Linked DNA regions of Mus musculus: region 1 is linked to region 2. Evidence: chromatin loops called from intact Hi-C (ENCODE). Cell type or tissue: left cerebral cortex. All regions are shown on one strand.

What was found. Hi-C counts contacts between places; a loop is a spot of excess contacts. Peaks named below come from ENCODE experiments on the same cell type or tissue, not always from the same donor. Only the 100,000 strongest peaks of a DNase experiment are listed, where the experiment ranks them.
Region 1: it touches region 2 in a loop (2.1-fold over the local background); 11 of 42 quality-filtered maps call a loop at or near these places.

The regions. Positions count from the first base shown.
Region 1 is chr4:150,116,873-150,124,872 of GRCm38, reverse strand. Slc2a5 (solute carrier family 2 (facilitated glucose transporter), member 5) reads right to left here and starts at 5,529. Exons shown (of 14, transcript NM_019741.3): 1 at 5,323-5,529; 2 at 4,825-5,218; 3 at 4,108-4,189. The coding sequence starts at 4,137. In left cerebral cortex, CTCF peaks have their summits at 4,623, 6,507 and 7,353; DNase peaks (open chromatin) are centred at 4,388, 4,862 and 7,371.
Region 2 is chr4:150,202,502-150,210,501 of GRCm38, reverse strand. No RefSeq gene overlaps it. Among named protein-coding and RNA genes, the nearest start is that of Car6, 5.4 kb to the right of the region's middle. In left cerebral cortex, no CTCF peak of the experiment used is centred here; a DNase peak (open chromatin) is centred at 7,554.

The DNA.
Region 1 (8,000 bases), 86 kb after region 2:
TTCCTCCTGTCTCAGCCTCTCTGAGTTCTTGCATTATAGATGTAAGTTACCATGACTGGATTCCTCCCTCCCTCCCTCGCTCTCTCCCTCCCTTTTTGAGACAGAGACTCTATATAGGTTTGGCTGTCCTGTAACTTGTTATGTAGACCAGGCTTCAAACTCACAGAGCTCTGCCTCTCTCTCTGCTTCTCTGCCTCTGCCTCTCTTCCTCTTCTGTGCCTCTCTCTGTCTCTGTCTCTCTTCCTCTCTCTGCCTCTGTCTCTCTGCTTCTCTGCCTCTGTCTCTCTGCTTCTCTGTCTCTGTCTTTCTCTGCCTCTCTGCCTTGTGCTATTATTAAAGCTATGAGCCACCACACCTAGCCTGGGCCTGACTTTCAAGAACAGGTTGAGATGGTTCTTAGAAGAGTCCCAGGCTTTCAAATCTCTGTCTCCAGCTCCAGAGATTTCTCTTAAGAAGTGAGCTGGATGGGCTGGGCTGGGCTGGGCTGGGCTGGGGGCCCTCACAAAAGAGGCATCTCTCACTTGCTCAGAAGTAGGTCCCCAGTGCTTCCTGCCTTTCTAGATAACTGTTTTACAATGGCTACCATTACCCAAAAGAAACTGTCAGAGTATTAGCCCTATGAACATCCCTCCACTGCTGACAACTTTTAAGCCTTAGATTTATTGTAACTGTGTATGTGTGTGTGTCTGTATGTGGGCATATGCATATGAGTGCCGGTGCCTAGAGAGGCCAGAAGTGCCAGATCCCCTACAACTGGAGTTATAGACAGTTGTAAGCTGCCCAGGGTAGATGTTGGGGATTTGATCTGGGGCCTCTGAAAGGAAGCCATTGCTCTTGATGCTGAGCCGTTGCTCCAGCCCCATTGGCAGCTATTTTATTCTCTGATGGAGAATGAGGCTACATCCCACCTGTGGTACCAATACTGACCATTTTGCCCCCCAAGCTGGGTCCTTTCCTCTTTTCTCTCCTGGAGCTATAGGACCAACAAGACTGAGCACCAACTAGCAATGAAAGAGCCTTTGAATTCTTGGTCAAAAACAGAAGTGGGGGCAGACAGTTTTACAAATCAACCTTCTATTTTCTGGGGTGTTATTAAGTTGCCTGGGATGACCTTGAACTCTCTGTAGCCCAGGCTTCCAGTGAATTTGTGTTCCTTGTGTCCCAGCCTTCAAACTAGTAGGCAAGCCTGGGTTTTCTTCATGGTGTGTAATGTGGTGTTCTAACACATATGTATTTGTGAAATGATTAGGACAGGTTAGCTCATCAATACATTCTCCACCACACACAGTGGTGAACACAGGTAAATATACTCGGAGAGCTCCAAGCACCCACGGCAGGCGCAGCGACAATCAGTATGTTCTCAGTGCTGAGCGCTGATGCACCCACCATTAACTGCATCACCAGGCCCTGATGAGCAGAGCCCTCTTCCCTAGGCCCCTGGCAACCGATCTTCTAGTCTGCATCCCCATCTGATAATGCAGCTTGTGTCCTCTGTGCCTGACTTCTGCCACCTAGCCTGACTTCCAAAGCCATTGAGGCCACAAAGCCACAGGCTCTCTTCATCTTCTGGGAGCGGTGAACTGTTTCTTTACAGGGTTGGATCATATGGTGCGTGAGTGAAAGTCTCACCTAGGCTTTCTTTCTTTCTCTTCCCCCTCCCCGCCTCCATTCTTTAAAGGAGAGAGAGAAGGAGAATTTGGGGATAGGACATAGCTCAGTGACCAAACCCTTGGGGAGCATGGGTTCCATCCTCAGTACCCCACTCTCCCCAAATTACTGCGGAAACATCTTGAAGTTTCAGTAAAGGCTTGACCCTGGGTCGGGTGTGGCTCAGGGGTGCAGGGAAGGAGGCCTCCCAGTCCTGCCCAGTCTATATAGTAAGTGTCACACATAAGTGGGCTAATTAGTCAGTCAACACAAAACAACCGTGAGGACCTAGACAGGACAGAGGGGAGGTGATTCCTTCCAGGACACTAAAGCAGCGGTGGCAGAGATACTTCCCACATCATGTGTTCATTGTCCAAACACTTGCATAGGAAAAAGGGGACATTTCACTCAACGGTTCTTAAGTAGTTCTGAGACCTGAGCTGCACAGCTACTGAGGGACAGCTGGGCACAACTGCTGTCTGGCATCTTCTCAGAATACCAGGCAGCCTCAGCCACCCTGGCTTCTCCTAACCCCCAGGGTTCATGCATGGAAGGACAGCTGAGGGGCAGGCAGCCAGAGGTCAGCCCAGGCCCCGAAGCTGGTGGCTGTCTGGGTTGTTTCCTTCCAGGCTGCTCATCTGCAGAGTGCACCCTGTGGGGACCTCTCTGTTCTTTTTATCTCTTGTTGAGCAGCAGCCTCAGGAACTCTTGTGACCCCGAGCATTCAAGTCCTCAGCCCCAGATGCCTTCCTATCAAATACAGGTGATAACACTCGGCCAGGTTGGACACTTGCTCGGGCAGGGTGACAATCTCAGACAGGTCGGGTGGTAGCAGCACAGGCCTGGAATCTCACAGCCACCTGGGCGGCTGAGGGAGAAGGATCGCAAGTTCAAGGCCAGTTGAGACAATTTAGAGAGCCCCCCCACTTAAACTGAAAGGGAGGAAATGGCTGGGGCGGGGTGGGTGGGGATGGTTCAATGGTGGGGGACTTGCCTGGCCTGCATGAAGCCCTGGCTTCAGTCCCCAGCACCAGAAAATCAACAAATAACAAAACCAGAACAAAACAGTTCCCAGGTTGACTCTAATTCTGGGTTTTGGGGCGGGATGGAGTCTGCCCTCTAGGGGACACTGGTTTATCATACCACAAGTAAAGTGGGCACTGGCTGGGGACATCCCTTGTCATCCTAGACAGCTCCAGGGATACCCATGCTCAGCATCAATAGTGAGGTCATCTGCTCCACAAGGCAAACCAAGCAATAGTATTGGCAAGAGGATTCAGTCCTGGCCAGACACTCACTGCCTGTGCATTGTCTAAGTGTTCCAGCAACCAGGGGGAGGGCGTGGTTATCAGTCCATTTTACAGGTGAGAAGTCACCTAGGTGGGACAGCACACACCTACAGCCCTAGCACTTGGGAGTTAGAGGCAGGAGGATCAGGAGTTTGGGGCCAGCCTCAGATGCACAAACTGTCTCTATAACTAAATTATCGAAATAAAGCATCTTGCCAAGGTTTTAGCTGCAGCTAAACGGGCGATGAGCTGGAACCAATCACAGGTGCTTCTCCCTCCTAAGACCACGCCCACCCTCTATGCCATAGGCCAAGCTTCCAGTCCATGTGTTACGGACCTTGGTAAATAATATTTTGCACAGATGCCTGCTCCTCCCTAGCCACATACAAACAAACGCCGTGGGAAGGATTAAAATGCAAATTCCTTGAATGTGTTCATCAATTCATGTAACATTTTTTTGTTTGTTTGGTTTTTTTTTTTTTTTCGAGACAGGGTTTCTCTGTATAGCCCTGGCTTTCCTGGAACTCGCTCTGTAGACCAGGCTGGCCCTGAACTCAGAAATCCACCTGCCTCTGCCTCCCAAGTGCTGGGACTAAAGGCGTGCGCTACCACTGCCCAGCTCATGTTACCTTCTTGGCGCTGGAAATTTTTCTCAACCAAGGAAATCTACACCTAATCCCTACTTACACTGTGAGTTTGGAAGAGAAAGGAAAAAAAAATTTTTTTTTTTTTTTGACAAACAGGGTCTTTATCCTAGGCTGGCTTTGAACTCCCTTTGTGGCTGAGATTAACCTCAAACTCCTCATCTCCCACCTCTACCTCCCAAGGGCTAAGGCACAAGCGTGAGCCATACCTGCTTCACCTTGGACTTTCTGGACCCATGGTAAGTACTCTACGAGCAGAACCATACTCACCAGCCCCGTTTCAGGCACTTTCCGAGAGCTGTTCCGGTGGCAGGATTCCTAACGGGCATCTGTCTACAAACACTGCACTGACTCCTATAAAACCCTACTCTTTGCTGGGCTTCTGAGCAAACTGCCCTCTTCCAGACAAGCGCATCCCGCCGCCCAGGGCAGGTTCTGCAATACCTGAGCAAGAAGCTGAGCAGTCGACACCCACCCCCGCCCCCGCCCCACCCCCCTCCTCTGACCGCTGCCAGCCACATACTCACCCCTGTCTCCTCTTGATGTTTTTCCTCCATCGTTGCTCTGCAAGTGCAGCCTGCGGCTCACCTCCTCAAAGTGCCAGCTGTGCTGTTCGGGAGGGAAGATATTTAGGCTGCACTTTGGCCGTGCCAACTCTCAGCCAATTGCATTTTTATTGCTAGTCTAAGTCAGAATAACCCTTTCAGGCACCGGCAGCGTTTGCCCTGCCTTTCACTTCTGCTTTTAAGTTAAACATGTAGAGTTTGGCTAAGCCAGTGGGTCCCCTGAAACTGTGGACTCAGCGAGGTACCCAGGGGAAACAGCCTCCACTGCTCAAGTCTTCACCAGGCACGGCCTTGAAAAATGACTAGAAAGTGTATTTCTGTCTGGAACACATGGACAGCAACAGCTGTCACCAGCCCTATGCCACATTAGATAATGGGCTAACATATGGGGCTGTAAAGGCTTAGCCTAGTGTTTCCCACCACACCTTCTACTGCCAAGTGTCCCTAGTGGAGAGTCAGTTCTTGCTCAAGCAACCATGATGAAACTGTTATTATCGTTACTATCACTATTATTATTGGTGCTGGAGACCGAGTACGGATTGCCTGTGCTCTAGGGCTGAGCTATCTACCCTGGCCTTAGGTAACGCTGTTTGAGGAGAAAACTTTATTTTGTCTTTTTAAGGAACCCCGAGCGGCCCGGAGAGATACACTTTTCAGTACTGGGAAAGTAGCAAATACCTTCTTGTACTCTTCCTTTGCAGGGCAGGCTAAGTCCCCAGAGGCTGGTGTGAGTCCAGCAATCTGCCCACAAGCTGGTCACCACGGGCTCCGGCGCTCAGCACGTGTTCAACTGCTACCGGACTGACCAGGCCAGGCAGCCAAAACCTGAGCAAAGTCCCACCAGGCCCGCAGATTTTCATCCTTGTTAGACATGCTCCTTTGATTTATTAGCTGTTGCTCGAGTTCAGTCAGCAGATGTCTTTCTTCTTGTCCTTCACCCTTCAGCCGTTTATCAGGAGCCCACTCTGCATCCAGAAGTGTAGATCCGCTCGGGTAGCAATGGACAGTGGGGGCGTCTCCTTCCAGGAAAACTTCCTTGTTTTCTTCCCACTCCAACACGGTGGCTCTTCAACTAAGGCGTGACGGGGCCAGAGAGATTCATGTATTTCAAATAGTTTGAAGAAAAACAAAACCTTCCAAAGAAAATGCACGTAAATTGTAGGTGGTGTCACTTACTTCGGGGGCGGGAGTGAGAGGTGGGGTACAGAAATAACGAGCCGAGTTTACAATCTTGGGAGCGTAGGGAACAGAGGCCAGCTTCTTGGCCCCCAACTATTAATCTTCTCTCTGCCTGTTTTACTGTAAAATGAGATCTGAAAGCTGAGGGTTCAATCCCTGCCTCAACTTTCTCAACAGGGTAGGTGGGTGGGTGGGTGCAGGTCTGTGGTCAGACCCTGAGAGAAGTATTCGGAGTGGGAGTCTGGTTTCTGCGCAGTCGCAGTTCAGCGCGACCAACGCTCATCCTCAGTCCCAAGAGCACTTGCGGTTGAGGTGAGCCGGGGAGGGGTGCGGAGGGGCAGGAGCGGGTAGGGGGCGGGGGCGGGGGAGGGGGCGGAGCTGCATGCGTCCCTGTGTCCCCTGGAGGGAGCTGGCGATTCTGTCTGGTCCTCTGGGCTGGCAACTGCAGTCTGCCCCAAGGACATCCATCCCCAGGGCTCTCTTCTCCAAGAGAGAAGAGAAGGTCATTCTATAGACATGTCTTCTGTGTCCCCTGAAGAACCTGTCCGCAATTTCAGGACCCAGCCAAGCCACGGCCAACAGGGTGGAGGGCTGGAAGGTGGGCAGTGGGCACTCTTAGGAACACAGTACCCTGGGTGCATCTGGTTTGAAAGTGTGTGGATGGATCCTCTTGGTTTTCAGACCTCCCAGATGGATCCGGCCTGCTGAGCCTTCCCTGGCCATCTCGCCCTTGCTTCTGTGGCTTCTGAATGCGGCAGGAAATCCACCGCTGTATCTAAGCTTTGGGATTCATTTTTATGCTTTTGTTTGTTTGTTTGTTTGTTTGTTTGTGTTTTGAGACTGAGTTCCATTATGTAGTCCAGGGTGTTGTGGAATTCACTGTATAGTCCAGGTAGGTCTTGAACCTGAGAGAGCCTGGTCTCGGATTCCCAAATGTTAGGGTTACAGGTCTGAGCCTCTGGTTCAATGGGACCTTTAAAAAGGCCTTTAATAAGCACTAATAAACCCACGGACATTTTGGTGAGTTAAAGAGCACAGAATGAGGCGGGTGGAAAGAATACATGTGACGAATTACTAATATTTCCAGGAATTTGACCTGGGTTTAGCAGCCATCTCTGATAAGAGCCAAGGGATTGTCTTAAAGAGAAAAGGGAGTGGCCAGGTGCAGTTCTCCGGGCTGGACTCTAGAGGGCCTTCTTCCATACCTTTCTCTTGGGGAAGTCATTTGATCCACAGTGGGGAAGGATGTGAGACAGGCCGAGCCCACCAAGCAGCCTCTCAGATCTTTTATATTAAGTTGCTTCTAAAATATTTTAAAATATCTATGTCATTTTACGTGAGTGTTTTGCCTTCATGTATGTGTGTACTGCATGTGGAAACTGGTGCCTGCTTAGGTCGCAAGAGGATGATAGATCCCCTTGAAGTGGACTTACATGTATGGTTCTGAGCCACCATGTGGGTGCTGGGAACCAAACCTGGCTCCTTTGCAAGAAGAACAAGAGTTCTTAACTGCTGAGCCCTCTCTCCAGCCCTTAAATTGCCTCTAAGTAGGGAAATAACTTTGCCAAAAATTCTGGGATGAAGGTCTAGGTCTCAGATCCCAATTCCAAAACCACGATTAGTAACACAACACAGAAACTTTGTCAGTACACAGTCCAGAAGAAGAGTATTGCTCAGTGTGGTGGCACAGCCTACGATCCCAGCACTAGGGAGGTGGAGGCAGGCTATCAGAAGATCTAGGCCATACTTGGATAGACAGTGTGGGCTATGCAAGACCATGTCTAAAAAAAAATAAAAAATAAAAGGGGGGGAGGGAGGAAGGAAGAGAGAGAGAGAGAGAGAGAGAGAAGGGAGGGTGAGGGAGGGGAGGAAAACCTAAATGTTTGGAAGCTGCTCTTTCTGGGATGTGAGTTTTCCTGTTAGTCAGTGTTTTTATTTACCCGGCCCTTTGCTGTATAGAGAAGAGAGAAAAAGGATGCAAAAATAGCCTTGGCCACTTGGGGCTCAGACTCTCGCTGAGGAAGCAGAGTGTCCTAGTTTGCTTCCCATGGCTGTGGTATAGACCACAACCAAAAGCAGCTTCGGAAGGAAAGGGTTTGTGTCAGCTTACAACTGCTGATCACAGTACATCCTCCAGAGAGGCCACGGCAGAAGCTCAAGCTAAACCAGGAACTGAAGCGGAGACCATGGAGGAAAAGGGCCTGCTGGCTTGTCCCTCAGGCTTGCTTTCTAAAATATTTCCCAGGACCATCTGCCCAAAGGTTGTAGTATTGATACATAAAGAGCCGGGCCCTCGAAAGTCAATCATCATTCAAGAAAACGCCCCCCCCCCCGCCCTCGAGCCAATCAGATGAAGGCATTTTCTTAAATGATGTCCCTCTCCTCAAGTCAATTGATAAAAAAATTAAGTAGCGGGCAGAGTTCAGTCAAATGAACACACTGAGCAACTCAGGACGACTGAAGGCTCTTGGCAAGCTGGGGGCGGGGTGGGGTGGGGTGGGTGGTGGTGGTGGTGAGGTGGGAAGTGGGGGCAGGTGAGGGAAGTGAAGAGTTCTCTGGTCATGAGGAGCTCTGCCATGTGTGTGCTGATAGCCTGTGCTTTGCAATGAGGGAGTAGCAAAATGAGGTGGTCTGAAAAGCGTAAAGGAAAGGAGGGGGGCATTGAAAGGAGACTA
Region 2 (8,000 bases):
TGCCTTAAGGGAGGAGGCTTCATGCCATCTGGCGGTGGCTCTTCTTGTCTCTGCAGAGGTCACTGAGGAGTGATGGGCCTGTCAGAAGCCGTTTTCTTTGGAAGCATGACATTGAGCGGTAGATCTCCTTATGTTCCCCCGGATAGCTCAGGAGAACGTTGCTAGGTGGGAAAACAAAAATCTAAGATAAAGTGGTTTTGACCATGAAAGGGGAAAGGCTAGCAGCTTTGGTCTCAGGCAGCTTCAGCCACCTTGAGAATTTTTTTATTTTTTATTTTTTATTTATTTATTTATTTATTTATTTATTTATTATTTTTTGGTTTTTTGAGACAGGGTTTCTCTGTATAGTCCTGACTGTCCTGGAACTCATTCTGTAGACCAGGCTGGCCTCGAACTCAGAAATCCGCCTGCCTCTGCCATCCAAGTGATGGGATTAAAGGCGTGCGCCACCACTGCCTGGAGAATTAAAATAGGTGCTCAGTAGGTTGCTTGCCCAGCATCAGTGAAGCCAGGAATTCACTCCAGCACTGCAAAATCCAGGCACAGTGAGCATGTCTGGAATCCCAGCACTTAGAACTGGAGGCCTGAGGGTCAGAAGTTCAAGGTCACGCTGGGCTATCTGTAACATTGTTGCTCAAAAATAACTAATTACTAGCCCATTATCATTATCTTATTTCCCATCTGGTCCTTAATTTGACAGGAGAATAATGACCTTGTTACCATCCTGAGACTAAGGTCCTTTTTACCTTTCTGTGATGATAGGACTCAGGGCCACAGCTGGATCTGGCACCCATAAAAGTACCCCTGGCTCCATCCTTGCTGAGGACGGTTCGGGGAGGGCTGAATGCAAGCTGGGACTTCTGTGACAATAACATCATTAGCCTTTATTGTAATTTTTACTTTATTTTGAGCTGGTGTTTTTCAGGCTGGTAGCAACCCCCTGGACTCAAGCCATCCTCTCTCCTCGGCTACCCAGTAGCTTAGAGGACAGTCTTGTGCCAACACAGCTATCTGGCCTCGCTAACTTTTTCTTAATTTGATTGGGCTAGAGAGATGGCTTAGTATTTAAAGGCTTAGCTTCTCTTGCTAAGGGCCTTAGTTTGATTCCTCCGGGACAGGCAGCTCACAGCTGCCCGGAACTCCAGCTTCTTCTGGGCTCCAAGACACACAGCACCCCCACCATGGCATATATTCACATAGAAACATACAACAATAAGTCTTTTTTTTCTTTTTTTTTAAAGATTTCATTTATTTATTTTATGGATGTGAATACATTGTTGCTGTCTTCAGACACACCAGAAGAGGACATCGGATCCCATTACAGATGGTTGTGAGCTACTATGTGGTTGGTGGGAATTGAACTCAAGACTTTGGGAAGAGCAGTTAGTGTTCTTAACCACTGGGCCATCTCTCTAGCTCCCAAGGCCTTTTAGAAAACATTTTTAGTTCAGTCTAGGGTGAAAAAGGCCAGTAATCCTAGCACTTGGGAGACTGAGACAGAAGGATCTCAAATTCAAAGCCAGTTTGGAAAGTGCTAGGAAGGTTGAACAATCACTCATCTGTCCGTCCATCCATCCACCCACCCACCCATCCTTTCATCCATTCGTTCATGGCTTGTTTTGAATTTTTAAATATCTAAGCTCACTTATAACTACTTGCTAACAGTTTTTGGTTTTTATCCTTGTTAGATTTGAACATCTAAGATGTGTTGGCTTCATAAAACAGGCTGGTTAGCTTCTCTAGACAAGGTCATGTTGGTAAACATGTGGGTTCTGAGGTGCTCTCTCCCTTGTGAATGCCTCAGGGAAGTTCTGCAGAGCAAGCCACAGACGATACGTAAAGAGCAGGCTGTCCAGTGTGGCCCTCATGCTGTGGTTTACCTAGCCCTGTCTAGCCGATGGTTTTATTTTGTTTGTTTGTTTGTTTTTTTCAGTCTTTGGAAATACTTGACACCAATACATCCTGGGTTTGGTTTTTTTTTACTCATGAGAATATATTTATATTTTTTTCCAATTCAATTTTTCTAATATTAAAAGTTCTAGTCTTGTGTGTGTGTGTGCAGTGTGATGTGGGTGAGCATGTGTCACCCAGCACGTGTAGATATCGGAGGACAACGTGTGAGAGTCTGTTCTTTTCCTCCTTCATGTGAGTTCTGGAGATTAAACTCAGGACAAGTGTCTTTACCCACAATCCATCTTGTCTAAAACAGCAAGCCAAAAAGCCAGCTGCCCAGTTCTTGCCTCCAGGTTTTTGCCCTGAGCTCCCGCCCTTCATGAAGAACTGGAACCTTTAAAGGCAGATTAACTCTTTTCTCTCCAAGTTGCTTTTGGTCATGGTGTTTATCACAGCAACAGAAAGCAGACTTGGTGCCTCGTGCATTTCTCAGGTTCCCAAGGCTGGCCTAGTCCAGTCAGCTGACTGTTATAGCACAGTGGCCATCGAGAGTTCAGGAAAGCCCCGGCAGTTGTGTTCTGGGGTTCACGTTGCTCCTCCACAGCCCCTCCATTCCCAGGAGCCTCAGGTCACTGCCAAGCTGTCATTTTGTCCTCTGGTTTAACATAACCTTTGTACGGGTGTAGGTGTGCATGTGTATCTGTGTATGTAGGATACATGTGCAGGTCAGAGGTCAACCTTGGCTGTCATTTCTCAGGAGCTGTGCATCTTGTTTTGAGACAAGGTCTCTTGGGGCATACCAAGGTCTCTTGGGGCTCAACAAGTGGACTAAGCTGGTCAGCCAGGGAGCCCCAGGATCTACCTCTCTCTGTGCTATGCTAAAATCACAGGCCCACAGCGCCAGTGCCCAGCTTTTTACACCGGTTCTGGGTTTTACGCTTGCACAGCAAACACTTCACCAAATGAGCTACCCCTCTCCCACACCCCATAATTTACTCTAATGGTGGTTCCTTCCCTCACTGTGGCAGGCTAAATACTTATCTGGGTCCCCTGGAAACCGTAGTTGGTTTCCACCGTTGTGATAACTTTTCCCAGGGAGCTTTGAATAAACAAACATCTTTTCACCCAGACGGGCATCCATGATGGACCAAAGTACGATTTCATCTTGAGTTCAGCTTGGTGAACTCAGTGAGTTTATTGTGTTTTCTTACAGGAGCGTAGGTGATTGCCCAGATCAGCTGTGTCATTGCAGAGCCCCACTCCATCGTGGGAGCTGCAACATGGAATCTTGATGTATTCCGTTAACTCCATTTTCTGTACAGCCTAGACTCTCCCCAAGATCGCTGTCCTTGAGGGAGAGGGCGGGGAGCTCACGGGTAGCCTGAGCCCAGGTTAGGGTCTCTTGAGTTCCCTTCCTCCATCTCTTAGTGAGTGTCAGGAATTCCATCACTGCAAACCTGGGAATCACTGTCTTTTTCTGTTCTAGCTGCCACGGCTACCAAGCAAAGGCATTTTCTGCTCCAACGTGGCATCAGGTTAAGCCCAGAAGGAAAAATACTACACTGATGTGTATGTGCTAAGGCAAGACACTTGGTAAGAGTGAGTTGGGATCTGGGGTGAGACTATTGGGGTTCTCAGGAGGGTCAGGATTGTAACCTCAAGGAGGGAATAGGAGTGGGGTGACAGAGGCCAGAGATCTGAGTGATTTGGGGGTGAGGGCACAGGCTGGATGCAGGTGGCCACCGGAGGCTAAAGAATGCATTGTTTACTTGAGTCCTGTAAGGCACTAGTCGAGCAAGCATTTAGACTTGACCTCCTGACCTATTAGACACGGAGTCTGTGTCCCTGTTTCTCACATGTGTCAGTACACACATGTGTGTGGATGCCCATGTCAGTGTGTGCATGTGTGTGTAGATCAGAGGACCACCTCTGGATATCATTCCCCAGGAGCCTTCCACCTTTGATTTGAGAGTCCTCTATTAGCCTAGAACATCACCAAACAAGCTGATAGCGTAAGCTTGCAGGGATCCACCTGTCCCTGCCTCCCATCCCACTGTTTCTGGAATTCTAAGTGCCCATCACCTGGGTCCTCAGGCCTTTGAGGCAAACACTTTCCAGACTGAGCCATCGCTCCAGTCAGAGTTTGCCTCCTTTTAAGCACTGAGTTTGTGGATATTTGTTTCAGTGGCACCAAGAAACCAACAGAAACTTCTTTCTTGCCAGGTTACATACACCACAGATTTACAATGGACTTGATCAGTCAAGGGTAAATTGATAGGGAGACACTGGGCAGATAGAGCAGGATCCAGGCTCCATCAATAAGCAGCTGGTCCAATTAGCAGGAGAGGCTAGGGAGCAGCTAGTCCTGGTGCCTGGAACTCTGCTGCGTTTGCAACAAGAAGGGTGTGAGTCAGGCAAAGCTACTCATAATTTTAGATATTTAGGTCCCGTGTTGCTTGTATCTGAATTAATAGTAAGGAAGACATTTCTAACCAGCTTTTGGGATGGGAGATTTTTTTTATGTGGGTTACTGATATCCACAAAGAAGAATCGTGGATGAATGGGTATATACGTGTGTGTGTGTGTGTGTGTGTGTGTGTAGTGCATGTGGATGTGTGTTTGTGGCATATTCTCATACACACATTTGGAAGCCAGAGGAGGATGTCTGGTGTCCTCAAGGGAATAAAGCAGCGAGTGACAGAGCAGACATAGGACACCCTCAGAAAGAAAGTCATTGCTGGGGCTGGGTATGTAGTTTAGCTGGCAGAGATCTGACCCAGCATGCATAAGATATTGGGTTCGGTCTCAGCACTGTATGAAATTGCATGGATACACACACATACTTAGTTAGAATCGGCACTTGGGAGTAGAGACAAGAAAATCAGATGTTCAAGGATATCCTTGGCCACACAGTGAGTTTGAGGCTAGCTTTGGGTACATGAGACCCTATCTTTAAAAAGAAGAAAGAAAATTGTTAATTTTTCTCTTGAGTGTTAGGTATTCAGCCTTGTACTCTAGGTAAATTCACTGTCACTGAGTTATACCTCTGGACCAGGAAAAGCTTAGACACATCCCTATTAATATGGTTAAGAAAGCAGGCTTTACCAGGTGTGATAGCCTACTTTAATCCCAGTACTCGGGAGGCAGAGGCCAGCAGATCTCTGAGTTGGAGGTCAGCTTGGTCTTCTACGGCAAATTCTAGGACATTTAAGGCTGTCCAGGTGTTCCAGGACAGCCAGACCAGGTAAGACCACACAACACAACAGCAAGAGGCAAGGAAGCAGATGGGCTTCGACTGTGATAGGTTGACGGTGGCTTAAATTGGACCAAATGATGCAGAGAGCCTATGCAGAATGGCTCAGCCTCCATGGTTCCTGGGAGCTCCCAGGGCTGTAGGGAATGGATAATGGCCTCTCTGTGTTGGGCACAGAATATTCTTGTGCAACCACAGTCACCCCTGTATGTCAGTCCTGTATGAACCTAAGTGTCTGCTCGTTGGGCTGCCTTCCAGCTCACCTGTGCTCACCTTCCTTGATCTTGTCTCTGTTCCCTGTGCAGACAGATGGTTCCTCCCTGCCTGTGTGGGCTGAGCACACCTGGGCAGGAGGTGCCTGCCTGTTTACTTGGGCTGCTGGTACTTCCTACTCACCCGGGATGGCCGTGCCTCCCTCTCTTCTTTTTCTTCACCTCTTTGGGCCTTTCCAACAAACCCAAGAAGCACAAAGACTCCTTTCTCATTCTTAACCTTCCGCTGTGTTGAAGTGGGTAAACTTGTCAGTTCATCTGACACAGTCAATAAAGTCATGAGTTGTGGGAAACAGGAGAGTAGAACCAAAACATGCTTCAGTGAGCTGGAGGTGTGGGCGGACAAAGACAGAAGGACTTCACACATCACACGCATACACAAACTCATGTGTGCTCGAGCACACACACACACCACACACACACACACACACACACACACTGGCGTGTGACCCACAAACACAAGAAGCAAGATATCTCCTCTTCAGAGTAGATAGATGGAAAATTTTAGGGTCAAAGAAGACGATGGGTCAGAAATTAGGCAACAAAATTGACACTGCTTTACTCTGTATGCGCCTACCATTGGAAGTATGCCACCCGAAGAGGGAGGGACCCGAATCTAGTAATGTGCCCTCATTAGCAGGTGGCTATTGGATCTCAGGAGCTGATCTGATCTACTTTCGTTATTAATTTAATTGCTGCCTTTAACACAGGTGACAAGCATTGCCAGCTGTGCGTGGGGTTGGGCAGCAGGACCTCTGCACGGTGGCAACAAGGCTTGAAGTTACAGACTCAGTCACTGTAGCCGTGTACAGCATGCAAGGAGACTCATGGGCCACATAAGCACAAGTGAACCCCAAAATGCTAACCTCAGGGTTGCAGAGCTCCATGGAAGATGGGCCTGGGCACTACTGAGAGTGGTGAACACAACCCAGGGTGCCACATCCTGGAGCCCCCCAGAGTGCCACGTTCTGGAGCTCCCTCCAGGGTGCCACTTCCTGGAGCCCCCCAGGGTGCCACGTCCTGGAGCCCCCCTGCCTCAGATAAGTTGTTCTCTCTCCTCTGCCTCCTTCCCTCCCTGTGGAACCTTGCCTCTCCAAGGCCCAGATGACTCTGTGTTTCTTCGGCTCCAGCCTCCTCCCCAGATCAACTGCCCCCTGACCCTCAGCTATACACTGTTTCCCACTGCAGAGTCCCAGAGAAAATCTGCATGCTTTAACCCCTAATGCTCTGGAGGCAGAGGAGAGCAGGTCTCTGAGTTCAGGGCCAGTCTGAGATCAACAGACAGACCCCCGTTCCGTTTTGCTCTTTTCACTCAGCTTGAACAAGATGCTGTCTTATCTAGCATTGGTGGGGTATTGTTTTCTTTTGTTTAGAGATGGTGAGTGTCTCCTGTCACCCAGGCGGATCTCAAACTCAACACGTAGCTAAGGATGGTTGTTAACTTCTGAGTGCTCGAGATACGGCCATCCTTCTTACCAAGTTTACGTGATGGTGGAGATTGAAGCTGGGCTTTTGTGCATGCTGGACCAGAACTCTACCAACTGAGCCACACCCCCGACTCTCACGATCATTTTTGTTTCTTTTAGTTTTATTATTTATGTGTGCATGCATGAGTGCCTTTGTGTATGTGCTTGTGTATTTATGTGTGTGAGTGTGTGTGTATGTGCATGTGAGTGAGTGTGTGTGTGTGTGCTCGCGCACACGCATGTGCACATGGATTCCAGTGCTGATGCCTACAGAGACTGCAAGAGTATGAGATCCCCAGGATCTGGACTTACAGGAGGTTGTGATCTGCCTGAGGTGGGTGCTGGGAACTGAACTCGGGCCCTCTGCAAGAGCAGCATTCCATATGAACTGCTGAACCATCTCTCTCTAGCCCCCTATCCCCGCCCCTTCCACTTTTTTGACAGGGCTTCATTCTGTAGTTTAGGCTAGCTTCAAACTCCTGGCAGTCATCTTGTCTTAAACTCATGATGCTCTCCCGGCCTCAGACTCCCAGTTATGAGGAGATCTATTAAACTCTTCAGCAGATATGGGGCTCATGGGGTCAGCAAGGTGGCCCTTACTGCAGGGCCAGCGGCTCAGCAGAGTGGGCAAGACGGACTTGGTGAGACAGTAGAGTGGGGTTTGAATTTGGAGAAGCTCTGAGAGCTGAAGAGGAAGTGCTTTGTGACCTCTGCTCCCTCAGACTGGGGCGATAGCGGTAAGTCACTCCCTTGTCATAAAATGAGAAGTTCAAAAATAATGCCAGCCACCATGCTTCAAGGCTGCTCTGAGGACATAAAGCTACTGCTGAATTCCTTGTGTGTGTGTGTGTGTGTGTGTGTGTGTGTGTGTGTGTGCTGTCTCAAACTCCTATTGGAAACTGAGGGGGAAACTGAGGCACAGAGTAGTTGGGTACCTGGTTCCTTTGCGAATCTTTGGGCTCTTGAGCTTCACGGGTTTAGGATTTCAGTGGGGTCTTCACAGTAATGGATGTTCCCTGATGAAATAAATGGCTGCAGGGAGCCCTCTGAAATATGAGCAATCCACCTCCTCACATACACTTGCTACAGCGACACGCTACCACTTTGCTATCCCAG